Linked DNA regions of Homo sapiens: region 2 is linked to region 1. Evidence: chromatin contacts called from ENCODE Hi-C or POLR2A ChIA-PET data. All regions are on one chromosome and are shown on one strand. The core of a region is the stretch at or near the end of the contact, and the rest is flanking DNA. Distances in the headings are between cores, read along the strand shown.

What was found. Hi-C counts contacts between places; a loop is a spot of excess contacts on that map. ChIA-PET counts read pairs that join two places held with the same protein, here RNA polymerase II (POLR2A). Pooled maps may share reads with other maps.
Region 2: a map of endothelial cell of hepatic sinusoid shows a loop between it and region 1 (3-fold over the local background). The contact joins two enhancer-like sites. A Hi-C loop is called at or near these places in 3 of 168 maps with a recorded cell type or tissue (endothelial cell of hepatic sinusoid, left cardiac atrium and sciatic nerve), 1 of 37 single-sample maps with no recorded cell type and 1 of 50 pooled maps. POLR2A ChIA-PET finds 5 or more read pairs at or near these places in 2 of 52 experiments (AG04450 and MCF 10A).

Annotation. Positions count from the first base shown.
Region 1 is chr11:19,590,832-19,597,191 of GRCh38, reverse strand. It overlaps LOC124900310 (small nucleolar RNA SNORA1), which reads left to right and starts at 5,901; the gene lies at 5,901-6,036. It also overlaps a transcript of NAV2 not described here. Within about 2 kb of position 1,296, at least 17 of the 41 ENCODE cell types and tissues checked have a DNase peak (open chromatin) inside an H3K27ac peak, as active enhancers do.
Region 2 is chr11:19,636,487-19,643,480 of GRCh38, reverse strand. It overlaps a transcript of NAV2 not described here. Among named protein-coding and RNA genes, the nearest start is that of MIR4486, 65 kb to the right of the region's middle. Within about 2 kb of position 1,253, at least 3 of the 41 ENCODE cell types and tissues checked have a DNase peak (open chromatin) inside an H3K27ac peak, as active enhancers do.

The DNA of each region.
Region 1 (6,360 bases), core at 47-2,546:
GCCTGAGGAAGGAAGTACCACTAGGCCCTGTTTTACAGATAAGGAAACTTGGCTCAGAGAGACAAAGTCACCTATGGAAACTCACCTGGTTGCTGAGCAGAGTGAAGCCAGAGTTGGATCCAGAAGGAAGGAAAAACTTGGAGTCACATTCTTGCATGCAATACAGCAAAGGGAGGCAGTTGGTGGAGTCAGGGGGGCCAGCTAGGTGTGGCCACCTTCTAGCCTCCTGGTGAGCTTGTTTAGCTACCAAAACATTCTGTGCCTCCGTTTCTGCATCTGCAGAGTGGGGATAGTTATACCTACCTACTGGGTTTGCCGTAAAGACGAACAGCCTGCAGATGAAGTGTTTAGCCCAGGGCTTGGTGCATGGTAAACACTCAATAAAGTCCAGTTGTTATTCTAGGTGCTCTACAGATGCTCTCGGAAGTAGTGCCATCATTTGCTGAAACTCATTGTCTGAGCATGGCAGAGGTTTTGTAATAATGAAAGCTGTGGAAGTCTCAGCAAACAGTGTCTGTCTGCCTGTGTCCCTTGGGAAGGGGGCAGACAAACCCAGCGAGCTGGTTCTGCTCTGAGGCCACTGCCCTGGTGTCCGGGGCAGTGGGAGGCTGGCCAAGCTCCCAGACAGCCTGTCTCGGGCCTGGAGCACAGAGCCGTTGCCTCACCAGCTTGTAATGAACTGCGTCTCCATCCTGATTAGGGGAACAATCCTCACACAGAGAGACTCAGGGGAAGGAAATGACAACGTTGTGGGGACAGGGTATAACCTCACCTCCCAAGGAGGAGCTGGCTTCTGGGGAGCCGGTGAATTGAAGGTCACAGCCCAAGATGGTGCCCATCCCCAGGGAGGAGGCTGAGCAGATTCCACTAGGGCAAGTCTAGGATTTAAGAAATGTGCTAGGTTCAGCCAGGCCTCTGTATGCAAGCCTAGAAGGTAGCAGCTCATAGGCTCTGGTTTGCCAGAAAGGGCACACAAGGAAACCAGCCTTCCCTGGGCACCTACCCCATATCATTCCCCATGCCAGCCTTATGACATCAACATTGTCCTATAAAATAGAATTTTAGAGCACTGTCTTTTCCAAAACCGTGGGTTGCAGCCCATTACTGGGTTATGAAAACAATTTAGTGGGTGACTAATACCATTTTTAAAATAACGTGATTAATAAAAAAAACAGAAAATTTCAGAGTGCACTGCACGTGGTACAGATGAGTATTGTTTTAGGAATCTTTTATTTATTTAGTGTAAGTGTGTTTGGGAGCGGAATTGTGATATAAAATACATTTTTTACTGAGAATTATGGTCAAAACTTCTCGAAAGAATGCAGGCTCTGGCCAGGCATGGTGGCTTATGCCTGTAATCCCAGCACTTTGGGAGACCAAGGCAGGGGGACTGCTTAAGTCCAGATGTTTGAGACCAGCCTGGGCAACATAGTGAGACCCCATCACTAAAAAAAAAATTTTTTTTTTTTAATTAGCCTTCATGGTGGTGTGTCTGTGGTCCCAGCTACTCGGGAGGCTCTGAGGTGGGAGAATCACTTGAGCTTGGGTGGTTGAGGCTACAGTGAGTCATGATCGTGCCATTGCACTCCAGCCTGGGCAACAGAGTGAGATCCTGTCTCAAAAAATAAAAATAAAAAAAGAATGCAGGCTCTGAAATCAGACTGACTGGAGAACCTTGATCAAGTTGTAAAACCCCTCTGTGTCTCAGTTTCCTCATCTATAAAATGGGGATAATAATAGAACATTTCATAGTGTTGTTGCATGAAGTAAATGAGTTAATATTATAAAGTGCTTAAAGTGGTGTAGCAGACACTGCTAGCATTCATCAATTTCCCCTCAGCCAATCTCAAAGCCCCATACAGATAGTTCAGTTCCTTGTATGTGCCAATGCCTTCCTGAGTCTTTCTCCTGAGGATGCTCCCTGGTCATGGTTACATGCTTAGCCCAAGGACAGGGCAGGTCAAAGGTGTGGTGGAATGAATGCCCCAGGAGTGACCCTCCACCAATAAGGACTGGAAGATGGTGGATAAACACAGCAGTGGAGATTCTGAGGTGTGTTTCTCAGTCTCTAAGAGGATGTCCAGTGGGACTGAGCCCCCATTGCCCACCAAAATGACTCCTCCCCATCTCACTTCCCTGTTCTCTCACATCGCTTCCTGGGATCCCCTCCCATATAAACTTGCACCTAAGTCCTTGTCTTGGTGTCTAATCTTAATTTTGATGAACTTAAGCAGATTCTGACACAAAGTAAGTGCTTGATAGATGTTAGTTATTACTAATCACGTTCATCTTGAGAGAGGATCTTTGCAAGTGCTTTATGTGCAATATCTCATTTAATCCTCACACCAAGTCCACAAAGTAGGAACTGTGATTGTCCCCATTTTTCAGATAAGAAAACTGAGGCTTAGCAAAGTTAAGCACGCTGCTCAGGTTTACATAGCTAGAAAGGAAAGAGTTCCACTCTGAACCCATGAGTGTTACCAATGCCCCTGTTCTCCACCTCTCCTCTCTATTTAATCTATACAATCACTCTGCCAGCCAGCTACTGTGGTCACTCCCATTTTACAGATATGGAGATGGAAAGCCCAGGGAAATTATTTGCACTCAATTCCTGCACTATTCACTACCATGTTGGGACCGACAACTCATATCCTGACTCGTTACTGTGCTTTCCATGACAGCAGCAGCAGCAGCAGCCTGCTTCTATGTGCCCTGGATACAGAAGACACAGGAGAAATCCCTTCTTTAAAAAAAAAAAAAAAAGTCCCCGAAGTAGAAACCAGCCAGCTACCATCAAACCTTGCAGCACAGGAGAAAGGTAGGATGCGGTTGAAAAGAGACACAATTTTCAAAGACTTAGTGAAACTTACAGAAACTTAATGACACAGACAGATAGAAATCTGTTCTAGTGCTTGAGCCTCAACTCCTCAACCTGGTAAATGGGCCGATGACCTGGTACGAAGTCCCTCTACTCATTGCTGGCCTTCACTTTCAGCTCCTCTTCCTTATCTCCAACAGCCCCACCATGCAACCAAGGTACCTAGAGCTACTGTACCTTTGGTCTGAGCTCCATCTGCATGAAATTCACTGTGATGTTTCCCTGGAAACCTGCTGTGTGCCACACAGAGTGCTAACCTCTCAGTGCCCTAACTTCCTCATCTATTAAATTGGGATAATCCTAGTATCTTCTTCATGAGTTGTCGTGAGGATTAACTGAGCTAATTGTGCAAATCCCATAGCTGGCAAAGGACCCATATCTAGCATATATAAAGAATACTCAAAACTCCACATTAAAAAACAAACAATCCAACCAGAAGATGGGTAAATGACATGTAGAGACAGTTTACTGAAAAGAATATACAGATGGCAAATAAGCAGTGAAAAAATGTTCAACATCACCAGCTATTAGGGAGATGGAAAGTCAGACCATGAAAGGTGTCACTACATACCTTTTAGAGCAGATAAAATTAAAATAGTGGCAACACCAAATTCCAGCAAAGATGTAGAGACACTGAATCACTCACACATTGCTGGTGGGAATGTAAAATGGTACAGCCACTCTCGGAAAGAGTTTGACTTCCTTCCTAAAACACTAAACATATACTAACCATGTAACTCAACAATGGCACCCCCAAGCATTTATCCCTGTGAGATGAAGACTTATATTTGAAATAAAAATCTATACACAAATATTTATAGCTGCTTTATACGTCAAAGCCAAAAACTGGAAACAACCCAGATACTTTTCCTGGTTAAACCATGGTCTGTCAGTCAGTCATGTATCAGTGGTATATCGGTGTGTATCAGTGGTATATTGGTGGCATATCCATGGAACAGAACTCACCAGGAACAGAGGAATGAACTATAGACAGACAACCTGAATGGATCTCAAAGACATTATGCTGAGTGGGAAAAAAACAAAAGCCAAGCTTAAAAGGTCACATACTTTGCCATTCTACTTAGATAACATTGTTGAAATGACAACATTTTGCAGATAGAAAACATACTAATGGTTGGTTGCCAGGGGCTGGGGGTGGCGGAAGGGAGAGGGGTGGGTATGACTCTGAAGGGGCTGCACAAGGGAGATCTTTGTGGACAGGGGAGAGTTCTGTATCTTGATTGCGGTGGTGATTGTGTAAGATTCTCACAATTTTACACAAGTGAGAAAAGGACACAGAACAATACTCACACAGTCAATTGCCTGGTTCTGAAACTGTACTATAATTACATAATGTGTAAACATTGGAGAAAACCAGGTGAAAGGGACCTCTCAGTTCTATCTTTACATGGGATCTCTCAGTACCATCTTTGCAACTTCCTGCAAATCTATCATTATTTCAACATTTTTAAAAATGTTTTAAATGAACTACTTGTAAAAAGCTTAGAGCAGTGCCTAAATGAGCACTTAGTCAATATCAGCTCTCATTACTATTATTTTATTTTCATTGTTACTTCATACAAGTCATCTTAGTTAATGCTAACAATAAACTTGTTATCACAAGTTTTTAAAAATCCCTATTTTACAGGTGGGAATAGGGAAACTCAGACATATTAGATAACTTGTCTAAGTTTGCTTACCCAGAGAGACCTAGGAATTAAAAAGCCCAAGTTCATGGACTTCCCCCAAACATTCAACTATGAAGACCAGTAAGATAAAAATCTTTGCCCACATCAAGCTTTATAACATAGTGGGGGCAATGACAAAAATATAATTCAAATTCAAGTGGAATGTCACATACTGATCTATGGGAGGACAGGAAATGGAGGAATAAAAAATTCTGAGGTGATCTAGGAAGGCTTCCTAGAAGAGGTGGCATTTGGAATTGTTTTGAGGATTGAGTAGATTAGTAGGTGTGGAAAGAAGGCAGTGATGCAGGAAAGGGTATTCCAGGCAGAGAGAACCTGATCATTAAGCGGTGGGAGTGCTTAAACAACAGTAACAAGCCCAAGGTGGCTGAAGCAGCTGGTATGTGACCAGAGGAAGATGCAGATGAAGGACAAGCAGAGGATAGTCAATGAAGATAGGCGCTGAATGAGCAACAAATCAATATTGAATCAATCAAAGGGATGAATATGGGTGCCTCTATGTGGCCTGCTTCAAGCTAGATTCAATGATGATCCAAACGTACGTGGATGCTGGCCATGCAGATGTTATTCTGGGAGGGAAGATCAATAAGTGTGATAGGGGTCAGGACTTAACTGTAGATGGGGCTTGTCTCCTTAGCTTTTGCTCATTGTGGCCTCCATAGCCTGCCTTGGAAGCTGAATGGCCAATGTCTAAAGTGCATGTGCAATTATGACAGCGTCCACAACAAGCAGCCAGCCATCTGTATATGCTGAAAAGCCAGGCAGAACTCTGCTGTGGGTCTTGGGGTCCCAGGAAGCAAAGAGATCTTCCATTTCAGGACCTCAAGATAAAGTTTCTCAAGGTCCTCCCAAGGCTAAGCCCTAGCAGATACTGAAGGCAAACCCCTACTTTTTGTGGGTTATAGGGTCCCACAATGGTTGTTCTGGACCGTGGAATTTTATCTTTCAAGTCCTGATCCCTATCACACTTACACTAATTGATCTTTCCCCCTAGACAATAACATCCGCATGGTCAGGATCTACATCTGTTTGGGACATCACTGAATCCAGCTTGAAGCAGTTCACATAGAGGTGCCCATATTCAGATCCCTTTGATAGATCCAATATTGATTTGTTGGTCATCTGCTATTCTCAGGTTAGAGGTGAGGAAATAAGACTGTTCCTAAGTAGAGAAGAGACAACCATGGCACACTGCACAAAGGGCAATGACAGTGCCTGACCATCTAGACAAAAAAGAATGAGAAACTATCCTGGACCGTGACAAATGAAGGCAGTCACATATGCATAGCTTATCCTAAGAACTGTGAAGGTGATGCCCCATTCTCAAAGAGAATAGGCACTGTTGATCATGCGATCCAGAGATTGTTAATGGGGCTGCATTGAGAAACAAGCTATGTTTCCATTCACAGCAAACACATCGCAGTGGTGACAATGAGACCTGTAACATTTCTGCTAAGGTCACGAGTGAAAATGGGATGCAACACAACCTCAACATTAGAAAAATATTAAAGAATAATGCATTTTTGCTCATTAGCCAAAATAACAATATGCTTTCTACAATTCAACTGCTAGGGCCCTAAAGTGAATTATTTGAAGAATTAGACCCTAAAGATTCTGTATAGGAAGTTTTTAAAGTATTTCATCAGTATGTCTGTATTGAAGTGGAGACAAAAGAAGCCCAACTAAGATGGACAGAAGGACTGTGGATTCAGCATGAATCTCTAGAAAGGCCTATCTTGAAGATAAATCTTGACTCAAGATTTGGAGGAACTA
Region 2 (6,994 bases), core at 4-2,503, 46 kb before region 1:
GTGGGGACACGGATGAAGCTGGAAACTATCATTCTCAGCAAACTATCGCAAGGACGAAAAACCAAACACCGCATGTTCTCACTCATAGGTGGGAATTGAACAATGAGAACACATGGACACAGGAAGGGGAACATCACACACTGGGGCCTGTCGTGGGGTGGGGGGAGGGGGGAGGGATAGCATTAGGAGATATGTCTAATGTTAAATGACGAGTAATGGGTGCAGCACACCAACATGGCACATGTATACATATGTAACAAACGTGCACGTTGTGCACATGTACCCTAAAACTTAAAGTATAATAAAAAAATTTTAAAAAAGAAGAGCAAATACATCCATCCTGTGGCATGTATATATATAATTGTGTATAGGATCAACACCTCAAAACCATAGTGATTCCCCCTGTATGCATACACCCAACCCCACACCAGATGGCAGCTATGCAGAACACACGCTGGCACACATCTCAGAATACCTTAGTGAAAATAAGCAAAAGCCAAGTCAATAGAAGCAAAGGTCTTTGATGTTTTTGTTTCTCCAACAGAACTACCACCTGATGCAAGGGTTTGACTGCTGCAAGCTGCCCACTTTCTCGCAGCAGGCAGCCACTGTGAATACAGGGTTGGTGCATGCTGATAGCATGGTAATCATTTCCCAGGAGCCATGGGTGCCCACATTAACACACACACACACCCCTGACTGTTTGCAGCTGCCTTTTCTTTTTAAATTTCTCATATAATACACTTTGCAATCCAGCCCCCCTCCTGCTTGGCTGAGCTAAACTATTTCGAGAATTGGCACAGATGCTGAGAGCAAAGATCTTATTCCGAGATGCTCAACAGAGATCAAAGCTGCTTAATCAAAGCTGTTGACTCCATGTACAGCGCCTTGGCACATCCAGAGAGCCCAGGTGGAGAGGAAGAAGTCAAAGCGGATGATTTAGGAGACAGAGAGAATCCAGCAGTGGAACTGCAGGTCTGACAAGAATCCTTCAGCCAGGATCAGGGAGGAACTCCTGAGGTCATCTAAGTTCCTGGTTTGTCTCATTCTCCATCTCCAGATGGAAGTTTGCTCAAAATAACCCCAGAAAAATGAGAGTCTATTTAAAAAGCTCTCCAGGGAGGAAGATTTCCTAACACTGTACTGAGCAATTCTCACACTTAGGAAATGGCTTTGTCTTCTGGTGCAGGTCTGATGAAGCACCCTGGAGCTTATTGAACAATGGCCTCCTCCCTGGCTTGTGCCTGGGTGGGGCTGGCTGGGACTTGAAGAGTATGTGCAGATGGGGAAGTCATCATTATGGGTACAGTGCCACTGTGGGAAAGTAGAGATACGGCATAGGGATGTCCAGTGGGATCCCCCAGAGAGGAGTCTTCATCTAAGGCTTTCAACTTTCCATCTCGGCAACAAACAGAGCAGCCCGTCATTAATTAATTAATTCAACCAATATCTATTCAGTACCTGCTATATGCCAATCACTATTCTAGGTATTAGGAATATAGTGTGAACAAAATAAAGTCTCTGCCCTTAGGAAGCTTGAATTTTAGGTAGAAATGGGAGGGATGGCAGAGATGGATCAAAGTATAAATAAATAAAAATTATATTTCAGATTGTTATAAGTGCCAGAAAGGAAATAGACAAAGGGCTGTGAAAGAGAGTGGGTAGAAGCCATAGCAATAGAGGCTGTGTTGATGTGGACAGGGTAAGCACAGAAGCTTCCTGGGCGGGGCCAGGGGCATTTGAGCCAAAGCCTGAAGGATGAGAAAGAGTCACCATAGGAAGAGCAGCGGGAACTGTGTTTCAAAGAGAAGGAGCAGCCAGTGCAAACGCCGGAAGGTGAGCGCTCACTGTGTTTGTGGGGGTCTGCATAGCCATGGTGTAGTAAGCAAAAATGGAAGTGGAAAGAGAGGAGATTGTACAGTCAGACTCAGATCAGTTCAGGGGGGCCTGGCAGGTCACAGTGAGGAATTTGCCCTTCTTCCAAGGGTTTCAACTCATTGGCTGCTGAGGAGGATGGGTTAAAAGATAGCAAGAATAGAGGCAGCAAGACCAGCTAAGAGTCTCCTGCAGTATTCCAGGCATAAAGTAATGGCCACTTGGACTAAGGGAGTAGCAGTGGAGGGGGAGGGATATGGATAGGTTGAAGACTTATTTCGTAGGCAGACATGATGGCCTTGTTGCTAGATTGAATATAGAGGGTAAGGGAATTAGAAAATGCTGTCATTGGTCAATATTATTACAAAGTCAAACTATGTAGAGTCAAAATTCCTAGGGCTGGGAAAGGTCTTTGAAATCATACCTCATCCAGGGTTTAAACTTACCTCTGCCCCTCCCAGGTGGGCATGGGATGGTGAGCCAGCTACCACAGGGGCCTGTCTGCCCAGAGTGCGATGGACAGCAACAGTCTCTGGAAAGCTTTCTTTTGGGTGGTGCTGAACTCTGCCTCTCCAAAACACTGATGCTCTGATCCTGGTTGTGTTCCTCCCTAGAGGTTAGGAGGAAAACCAGCTCCTTTCCCTAGGTGGGGACTTTGGGGAAGTATAGCGCTAATGGTGTCCTGGGTCCCCAGGTTAAACATCCCTGGTGTCTGCAGTTGCTCAGGCCATCCCTAGCTTGACATCAGTGCCACAATGTCCCTTCACAAGTGTGATACCTGTTGTAAGTCTTAGATTTTAGCATGTCCAGGTTTGGAGAATCTCCAGAGGATAAGAAGTCAGCTATCATCTCTCCTGAGACAAACATTTGCATCTCTTAGCTCACAGTCCAGCCACCTGCCCAGAACACTGGACTGGCTAACCTCCATCCTTTTATCCTTATCCTTCTCCTCCTAGAACCACATCTCTTTTCCTAAAATGTTCTCTCAGGCATAGAAGATGGGTAACACCATACAGAACTGTTTTTCCCAATGTCAGCCCTGAAATAATGGTCCCCTGAGATATGGAAGGGGAAAAAAAGATCTTCAAGTGAGTAAATCTGGAAAATCCTGTATACTATAAGATATAGTAGTATATATTATAATGTATTTACATATGTGTATTTATGTATATGTAGTATATATTATATGTATTTTTATATATTATATGTATTTGTGTGCATACATATATTTAAAATATCATACCACAGTAAAATCTTCTCTCAGAGTTTCACGATACACATGAGCAGGCTCTGAGAAGTCCTGCAGTAAAGATACCCATCAACTTGGTTGACCAGTATATCGTCCAAATCTGTTGGCCAAAACAACCTTTCTTCCCAGAATATCTATTATTAATAGCTCTGCTTGGAAAATGCCATTCCAGGTAAGTTAGGAAATGGAATTTGTTATTTGGGTAACTTAAGCCTCGAGCCCCACTTTGCCCTGAAACATATAGATGTTTTAAAGCCCAAATGGCTGTTTTTGAATTCAATTATCTGCTTAGTAGGTTTCTTCGTTCTTCACTGGTAGTCACAGAGCTTGCTTCACTTACATACACAAACTGACTTTAACAAGTGAGCAGAAGCCGGGTTAGTCTCCTTCCCATCTTCCCTTCACCCATGCTGAATTTGAATGAGCCATCCCCTTGGCTGCCAACCAGGCCTTAGATAGAACTGAATGTTTACACCCTGCTACCAGTTTCTAGGGGGGTATCCCCACATTTTCTCCACTTCCCACTCCATCTCCCTGATCACAAGGCCAGGCAGCATGTAGCGGTGGGAGAACGCTCCACACAAGCCCTGGCCCCATCCCTCACTCTGTAGGGGGTGCCTGTGAGTGAGACACTCAGGACGTTGCTTTTCTCTGATCCTCTGTTTCCCCTTCTGTTGAAGAAAGTAGATGACCACTCACAGCCCTATCGGCAATGGGGTTGTTTTTTCTACCTCCACATCAGTGGGCCTATGTGGTTGGTTTCACAGAGAATCAACCTAAAAATACAGCTATGGAAAGTGTCCTCCCCACACACAACCTTATTAAAAACTGGAAAACCTCTTGAAATAAATACATCCTTTGTTGCTAAAATATCTCAAAATATTTTGCCATTCTATATACAGTGCTAGATCTAAAGTATAACTATTGGGAACTTAAAAATAGTTATGGTGATGGTGGTGGAGGGGGCTCCAGGGGCCCCCACATGGGGCTATGCAGGCTGTGCCTTCCACACAGGGGCAGTCATAGAGGGTCTAACCATTTCATAAGCATGCCTGGTTACCAAACCCTCCTCAAAGTAGTGAATCTGTTTCATCTTCTATGTCAAACAACAAACCTGAAGTGGACTATGTCGGGGGTCCTCAAATATAAGCCAGATTCTTTGAGCAAACATTTTAGGCATAGTGAACCATCTTTGTTGGGGAATGATGAGAACCCTCCAGAAACCCTAGTTCTTAGATGCTAGTCAAGGGCCAATCTTGTGAGCAGGACTTTCTAAGGATAGCAGTCTTAAGCCTGCTATGTCAATTCTATTCTGCACAAGAGCCAATATTCTATTTCTTTATTATTTTTATTATTATTTATTTGAAACAGAGTCTTGCTCTGTCACCCAAGCTGGAGTGCAGTGGCACGATCTCAGCTCACCGCAACCTCTGCCTCCCAGGTTCAAGCGAGTCTCCTGCCTCAGCCTCCTGAGTAGCTGGGATTACAGGTGTGCGCCACCACGCCTGGCTAACTTTTGTATTTTTAGTAGACACGGGGTTTCACCGTGTTGGTCAGGCTGGTCTCGAACTCCTGACCTCGTGATCTGCCTGCCTCAGGCTCCCAAAGTGTATTCTCTCTGCTTCTTGAGAGAAATTAAAGCTCAAGAGATGCACCCAACCACCTGTGTATATTTCGGCTCATTTCTAACTTTGCAGGACCTTAGTTTCTTCAAGGGTAAAATAATGAAGATGATAATAGAAAATACTTTATGCTGTCATTGTGATAATAAAATGAGTTAATGCATATAAGACCTTGCATATAAAGCTTTGGAACAGTACCTGGCACATCATAAAAATTCAACAACTGTTAGATAGTGTTAGTATTGTCAGTCCAAATCACATGGTTAGTAACTGGCAAAATGAGGCTTGCAACTCAGGTCTGTCTTAATCCACCACATATGTCTTACTCCTTCACATTATTGCTTCCAGAAAGTTCTGCTTTCTCAAGCACAAAGGTTGCTTTTGTAGTGCATGTGGTGGGAAGCATGGTTATAAAGGTCCCTGGGTTTTACTTACTACTGTTCAGACACAGAGAGTGAAACTCATTTTCTTCTTTTATGCCCAGTAGCAAACTTCCCAGTATCAAAGGGAATGATTGGCCCAGTCTTTATCGGGTGCTCACTCCTGGATCAATCGTGTGGGCCCAGGAAGTAGGATCATGTAGAAATCTAGTAGCTCCTGCTGAAACCATAAAGATTTGTGTAAGAAGTTTCTACAAATGAGGGTTCAAGGCAGACAATTTTGTGTCCATTACAAGTGACGTATCAATATATACCTCCTAAGGTTACCCTGAGTATTTTAGATAACATATGTAGAATATTTAGCACATAGTAAGTACTCAATAATTGATCAGAAATCTGTATCTGAAATAAAAGCCAACTCACTGGCCTACCCTAAGAAGATACCTGGAAATAAAGAGAACAAAATGCCCACTCGCTATGAAGAATCCTGATATAGTTTGGATACTGTCCTTACCCAATCTCATGTTGGAAAGTAATCCCCAGTGTTGGGGGTGGGGCCCAGTGGGAGGTGTTTGCCTCATGGAGGCAGATCCCTCATGAATGGCTTAGGCCATCACCTCAGTGATAAATGAGTTCACATGAGATCTGGTCGTTTAAGTGTGTGACATCCTCCACCCCCTTGCTCCAATTCTTGCCACATGAGATGCCTGCTCTCCCTTTGCCTTCTGCATGAGTAAAAGCTTCCTGAGGCCTCCCCAGAAGCAGATGCCGGGGCTACACTTCCTGTACAGCCTGCAGAACGGCAAGCCAATTAAACTTCTTTTCTTTATAAATTAGCCAGCCTCAGTTATTTCTTTATAGCAATGCAAGAATGGACTGATGCAGATCCCAAACCACCTTGTGTGTGTCAACATTGGCAAGATGGGTTGAGTGGAAGAAATATGTCAGGGATTCATGAGCTCAGAGGTAAATGGGGGCTGAAGGGAGGTGCACAAAGATTGAAGGTGGAGGCAAGATCAGCAGCTAGGGAAGGGAATACAGAGAACAGAGGCCTGACCAGGCAGAAGTTTGTGGTCCTCCATGTGGCCAGGAGGCCAAATCTCAACTCAATGGGCCAGGTATTAGTCACAGAAACCAGCCAGGTAGCCACTACCTACGTTTTCCAGGAAGGTACTTTGAAGCTTTCTGTTGGGATAGGGACAATCCCAAGAACCCAGGCTGTGGCAAGCTTATGTTTTGCACATGGGAAGTAGTGAGGCTTCCCAAGACCATGGAAAACTTGTTTTCTTGGATGAAGCATAAAAAGACGGCCCAGAGGTATTTTACTGGTTGCTTTATAGAAGGCTTAAGTTAGAACTGCTGAGCTACGCTGGAATCACATCTGGCCCATTTGAATATTTTTAATTTTCAGCACTGAAGCTCCTTTCTTTTAAGAGGAAACTCATTATCACATTTCATGAGGTGTGGCTCTACACCAGCTGGATTCTGGACTGACCAGGTCTTGTATATCAACCTGAAAGGTGTGAGTCTGAAGTTTTAGCATCCTTCACAGTAAGTGAAGGAAGACTTAAAGACTGCAGAACTCGGCCGGGTGCGGTGGCTCACGCCTATAATCCCAGCACTGTGGGAGGCCGAGGCGGGTGGATCACAAGGTCAGGAGATCAAGACCATCCTGGGTAACATGGTGAAACCCCGTCTCTACTAAAAATACAAAAATACTCCTGTAGTCCCAGTTACTCGGGAGGCTGAGGCAGGAGAATGGCGTGAACCCGGGAGGCGGAGCTTGCAGTGAGCCGAGATCACGCCATTGCACTCCAGCCTGGGCGACAGAGCGAGACTCCGTCTCAAAAAAAAAAAAAAAAAAATAC